Regions from separate parts of the Homo sapiens genome. Here region 1 is linked to region 2. A link is a loop called in an ENCODE intact Hi-C map of the cell type or tissue named here. Cell type or tissue: CD4-positive, alpha-beta T cell. All regions are shown on one strand. Each heading gives the region's core, and the rest is flanking DNA. Links, peaks and the distances in the headings are about the cores only.

Region 1 (2,916 bases), core at 327-2,826, 52 kb after region 2:
GCCTGTAATCCCAGTCCTTTGGGAGGCCAAGGCAGGAGGATCACTTGAACCTACGAATTTGAGGCTTGCAGTGAGCTACGATTGTGCCACTGCACTCCACTCTGGGTGACAGAGCAAGACCCTGTCTCTAAAAAAAAAAAAAAAAAAAGTTAAAAGAAAAGCACTTCATACCTGGACTTTTGGGATGTAGCTAACTTTGAACAGTGAAGAAAATTTATAGCCTCTAATGGCTGCTTTGTTAAAAAAGAAAGACCAAAGATGAAGACATTTAGTATAAAAATTTCTTTTAAAGAACAGCAAGATAAACTAAAAAATATAAAAATAAATTAGTAAAAATAAAGGCTGAAATTATTTAAACAGAAAAGAAAAAAATACATAAATATGTCGAAAAGCTGATTCTTTTAGAGATCAATTAAATAGACAACCTCTTCATGAGCCTGATTAGGAAAAGAGAGAGAGGTCCAACACACAAGGTTGGAAGTGGGAAAGAGACATAACTGGGTATAGAACAGATTAAAATAATTATAAGAGAATACCACATATAAGGCAATGGCAGCACTCTTGGAGACCTTTCTGGTAGTTAGCCAAATTATTATTGCCCAGTGGGTGATCTCTGTGCTCATCAGACCAGTCCTGGCAAGACTCACCCCAGGGACAGTGACAGGGACAGACTGGGGTGCTCAGCCTACCTGCAGTGGCCCTGGGGCATGCTGGGAGAGAAAGGGGCACAGGGCTTACCCTAGGAGGAGAGGGCCCTGGAGAAGCCATGGCAAAGCTGTGACCGTGGGTGGGCAGAGCTGATCAGAGTCTGCAGATTTGAGCTGGGCATAAGAGGCTGTGGGATTTGGACACAGGGGCCATCCATACTGTTACCAGAACGTGGAGAAGAGCCAGTAGGAATACTGGCTATGAAGCCAGATCCTTCCAGAAAGGGAGAAAGGAACAGGACTCTGTTGTGATGTGGAGGCTGACTAGGTGGAGTGAGGAGAAGGTCCCAGCAAGCAATTGTGCTTGTCTTTTTTGTGCCTGTAACCAGGAGGGAGACAGAGAAACCAGGTGCCCAGGAAACCTTGATTGAAGGGTGCCAGGTAAGCCCTGTCCTTCCCACAGTGGCATTCAACAGCAAGGCCAGGACCTACCATTATCTTTCTGTGTGTAGAGTGGACACAAGCACATATTTCTAAAGAGGACTAATGGATGATCTTTAGGTACTAACTTGTGACCCATTCATTGGAGGTCACTGGGTGTTTCTAGAAGTACTTTTGATGTGACTGATCTTGGAGCAAAGCCTCAAATCACACCTTATTCTGTTCTTTCTATGTATCCAAATTTTACCACTTTTCAAGGGCTATCTCTTCTGGAACACTCTTCTGGAACACTCCAACCCTTCATTTACCAGCTTCTCCTTTTCCCCACATAATTTTTCTTATTATTCTTACGGTTTCTACCACATTACTTATCACTTGGTCCTTCTTGTATTTTTCTTTGACAATAAAAAAGGAGAGGTCGGGCGTAGTGGCTCATGCCTGTAATCCCAGCACTTTGGGAGGCCAAGGTGGGTGGATCAATGAGGTCAGGAGATCGAGACCATCCTGGCTAACATGGTGAAACCCCGTCTCTACTAAAAATACAAAAAATTAGACTGGTGTGGTGTTACATGCCTGTAGTCCCAGCTATTCGGGAGGCTGAGGCAGGAGAATTGCTTGAACTGGGGAGGTGGAGATTGCAGTCAGCTGAGATTTTGCCTCTGCACTCAGGCCTGAGTGACAGAGCGAGACACCATCTCAAACAAGACAAAACAAAACAAAACAAAACAAAACAAAACAAAACAAAGAGTATTCATTTAAAAAAATTTAAACATACAGATGGCTTTTCTTTAAAGACTTTTAAATTTTACAAGTTCTACACGTTTACTTCAGAAAAATGAGAAAATGCATGTAAACATGCAGCAGGAAATAAAGATCACTCATAATTTCACTATCCCAAAATAGTCACTGTTAACATTTGGATGTATATTGGTTTTGCTTCTTTTTTTTTAAAAAAAAAAAACAAAACAAGTAAGTACAGTGATACAGTTTGGGCCTGTGTCCCTACCCAAATCTCATGGTGAAATGTAATCCCTGATGCTGGAGGTGGGGCCTGGTAGGAGGTGATTGGATCATTGTGTAGGGGGCGGTTTCTCACAGTTTAACACCATCCCTCCTCCAGGTGCTGTTATTGTGATAGTGAGTTCTTGTGAAATGTGGTTGTTTAAAGGTGTGTGGCACCTCCCTGCCCCTTCTCCCTCCCATTCTGGTTATGGGAGACATACCGGCTTCCCCTTCACCTTCTGCCATGATTGTAAGTTTTCTGAGGATTCTCCAGAAGCAGAAGCCGCGATGCTTCCTGCACAGCCTGCAGAACCGTAAGCCAGTTAAACCTCTTTTCTTTATAAATTAGTCAGTCTCAGATATTTCTTTACAGCAGTGTGAGAACAGACTAACACATACAGTGTTAATATACATGTAATTACATTCTTATAAAAGCAGATCATACTATACATATTGTCTTAAAACTCTGCTTTTCATTTCTCAATAGACGATTGACATCTTTTTAGGTTAATAAATGAACCTGAGCATTCTTAATGGCTGTGTGACCATCCTTTGATGGACTTTGATGGGTGTTTCATAACTTAGCCTATTGATTCTCCATTGTTGAATATTTTATTATAGCTTACGTTTCACTATGATGAACAGCTGAGAGGAGTATACATATATTAATAATTGATTATGTAAGAATAAATTCCTAGAAATGAAACTGCTGGCTCTAAGGATATGCTCTTTTCTTAAAAAGGCTTTTGATACCTGTTGCTGAATTGTTTTCTTAAAGGTTTTGCTAGTTTACACTCCATTAGTGCCTTTTCCCTACATCCTTGCT
Region 2 (2,916 bases), core at 160-2,659:
GTGGTATAGGGTGAGCCCTTGATCAGGGGGATTGTGGTGATTGTGAATTTTCCAGGCTTTTGTTATGGGTGATCCTTAGAAGGCACAGACTAATCCTAGAAGAGATGAATGGCAAGGAAAGTGAGAAAGTTAGGAAAGGTCTCTCTCTCTCTCTCTCTTTTTTTTTTTTTTTTGAGGTGGAGTCTCACTCTGTCGCCTGGGCTGGAGTGCAGTGGCGCAGTCTCGGCTCACTGCAACCTGCCTCTCCTGGATTCAGGCGAGTCTCCTGTCTCAGCCTCCCGAGTAGCTGGGATTACAGGCATGCACCACCATGCCCGGCTAATTTTTGTATTATTATTATTGTTTTTTTCTTTTAGTAGAGACAGGGTTTCGCCATGTTGGCCAGGCGGATCTTGAACTCCTGACCTCAGGTGATCCGCCCACCTCAGCCTCCCGAAGTGCTGAGATTACAGGCGTGAGCCGCTGCACCCAGCTCAGGAAAGGTCTTTTTCATGATTAGCTCATTGTAATCCCAAACTCCTTAAGCAATCCTCCTACCTTAGCCTCCCAAGTAGCTGGGACTACAGGTGTGTGCCACCATGCTCAGCGAATTTTAAAATTTTTTGTACAGATGAGGTCTCACTATATTGCCCAAGCTGGTATTGAGCTCCTGAGCTGTAGTAATCCTCCTGCCTCAGCCTCCCAAAGTGCTGGGATTACAGCAGTGAGCCACTGCAGCTGGCCAAGACTACAAGATCATTTTTGTAGTAATCTAGAATTGTTTACATTTTGTTCTAGGTGACTTTGGCTGTTTGGTTCCTAATTTTGGAAGACTAGAAATGGTTCTTTCATATATTCTTTGCAGTGCATACCTTATTGTATGGGCTCAGTGAGTACACCATGATGATGATGGGGTTTTTGGATTTAATTTCTCTGACTACATCAACAATGGCATAAGTGGCTCTGTATTTCTGGCCCCTTGTCATTAACTAAATGGATTTAGGTACCTGATTTCTTCTTTTTCTAGGAGGTGGCGATAAGTTGCTATTTCTTGTTCCAGCCTCATCTTCGTGTTGAGAAGCATCTCGTGCTCTTGAAGCTGCTTTTCGATGCCGCGCCTTACTTCCTGTAGCTCTTTTTCTAGTCCTTCAATCACAGTCTCTAGGTCTTGCAGCTGCATCTGGTAATGCTGCTCGCTGGCATGTAGGGAGTTTTCAAGGCCCCTTTCCTGTTTTATATAGATTTTCATCAGTGAATCAGTAACACAGAATGTGTTTCTGAAATCTGATTTGCAATATCTTCATCTTTTTTTTTTTTTTGAGATGGAGTCTCACCCTGTTGCCCAGAGTGTAGTGCAATGCCATGATCTCGGTTCACTGGAAACTCCACCTCCTGGGCTCAATGATTCTCCTCCCTCAGCCTCCCAAGTAGCTGGGATTACAGTCGCGTGCCACCACGCCCGGCTAATTTTTTGTATCTTTAGTAGAGGCGGGGTTTCATCATGTTGGCCAGGCTGGTCTCAAACTCCTGACCCTGTGATCCGCCCGCCTTGGCCTCCCAAAGTGCTGGGATGACAGGCTTGAGCCACCGCGCCTGGCTGTCTTCATTCTATGTTCTATTTTTTTCTTTAAAAAGATTGCAATAATTTTATTATACCTATGCAAGAGGTGTGTTTCCTTACAGCTTTGTGTGACCCCTAATTATTAAAAAATTATATTTTATTTACATAACTAGAGATCTTACTCTATTTCAAAGACATCCTGTGATAATTCTTACTGAAAAAAAAATCCTCTGCAGTGTGATTAACTTATTATCACTCTGAATTATCTGATTTTTAAATTATTGAAAGTATACTTCAGAGGTAGGCTTTGTAAAAAAAAAAAAAAAAAAGAAAATATAGTACATTGAGTATCAAGGCCAGAGCAGACTGCTCATAAAAGGCATTTAGGAACATGCTTAAATACTTTTTGTTTGTTTGTTTGTTTGAGACAGTCTCGCTCTGTCGCTCATGCTGGAGTGCAGTGGCATGATCTCAGCTTACTGCAGCCTCTGCCTCCTGGGTTCAAGTGATTCTCGTGCCTCAGCCTCCAGAGTAGCTGGGATTACAGGCGTGTGCCACCATACCTGGCTAATTTTTTGTATTTTTAGGAGAGATGTTTTCGCCATGTTGCTCAGGCTGGCTTCAAACTCCTGGCCTCAAGCCTTGGCCTTCCAAAGTGCTAGGATTACAGGCGTGAGCAACTGTGCCTTGCTCCAAACATGCTTAAATATTTTTCTTTCTTTTTTTTTTTCCTTTTCTTTTCTGGAGACAGAGTCTCGCTCTGTCACCCAGGCTGGAGTGCAGTGGCATGATCTTGGCTTACTGCAACCTCTGCCTCCCAGGTTCAAGTAATTTTTGTGCCTCAGCCTCCTAAGTTGCTGGGACAACAGGCGCGTGCCACCATGCCTGGCTAATATTTTGTATTTAATAGAGATGGGGTTTCATCATGTTGCTCAGGCTGGTCTCAAACTCCTGAGCTCAGGCAATCAGCCCACCTCAGCCTCCCAAAGTGCTGGGATTACAGGGGTAAGCCACAGTGTCAGCCTAAATATTTTTTATTCGACGTCTCAATGGCATGGATAAAAGAATCTCCACTGTTAAGACTTTGGATAATAACGAATGCTCTATTCCCTATCTTCAGCAACTAGAAAATCCCAAGGTAATAAGAAAGGATTTCTTCATTTTTACAGGTCTGAACTAAACCTTGAGTGAGTTGGTAACAGCCACTGCCACAATGGAGGGAGGGGTGAGTAATTAAACTAGGATCAGGGATAGAATTCAGTGGCCTTGATTTCCAGTTTCTCATGGTAAATAAACAGACATTCATCTTTTCCTTCTCTTAATCAAATCACATCTGAGGACTCGATGGGTCGGTTACTTTTGGGATCATTCTCACC

The links. A loop is a pair of places that touch in the nucleus more often than their neighbours do. Peaks named below come from ENCODE experiments on the same cell type or tissue, not always from the same donor. Only the 100,000 strongest peaks of a DNase experiment are listed, where the experiment ranks them.
Region 1: it touches region 2 in a loop (10-fold over the local background); 3 of 110 quality-filtered maps call a loop at or near these places.

Annotation. Positions count from the first base shown.
Region 1 is chr17:40,711,201-40,714,116 of GRCh38, forward strand. No RefSeq gene overlaps it. Among named protein-coding and RNA genes, the nearest start is that of KRT24, 8.9 kb to the left of the region's middle. In CD4-positive, alpha-beta T cell, for the core only: no CTCF peak of the experiment used is centred there; no DNase peak of the experiment used is centred there.
Region 2 is chr17:40,659,001-40,661,916 of GRCh38, forward strand. KRT222 (keratin 222) reads right to left here. Exons shown (of 6, transcript NM_152349.3): 2 at 2,916; 3 at 987-1,207. Among named protein-coding and RNA genes, the nearest start is that of KRT222, 4.7 kb to the right of the region's middle. In CD4-positive, alpha-beta T cell, for the core only: no CTCF peak of the experiment used is centred there; a DNase peak (open chromatin) is centred at 1,121.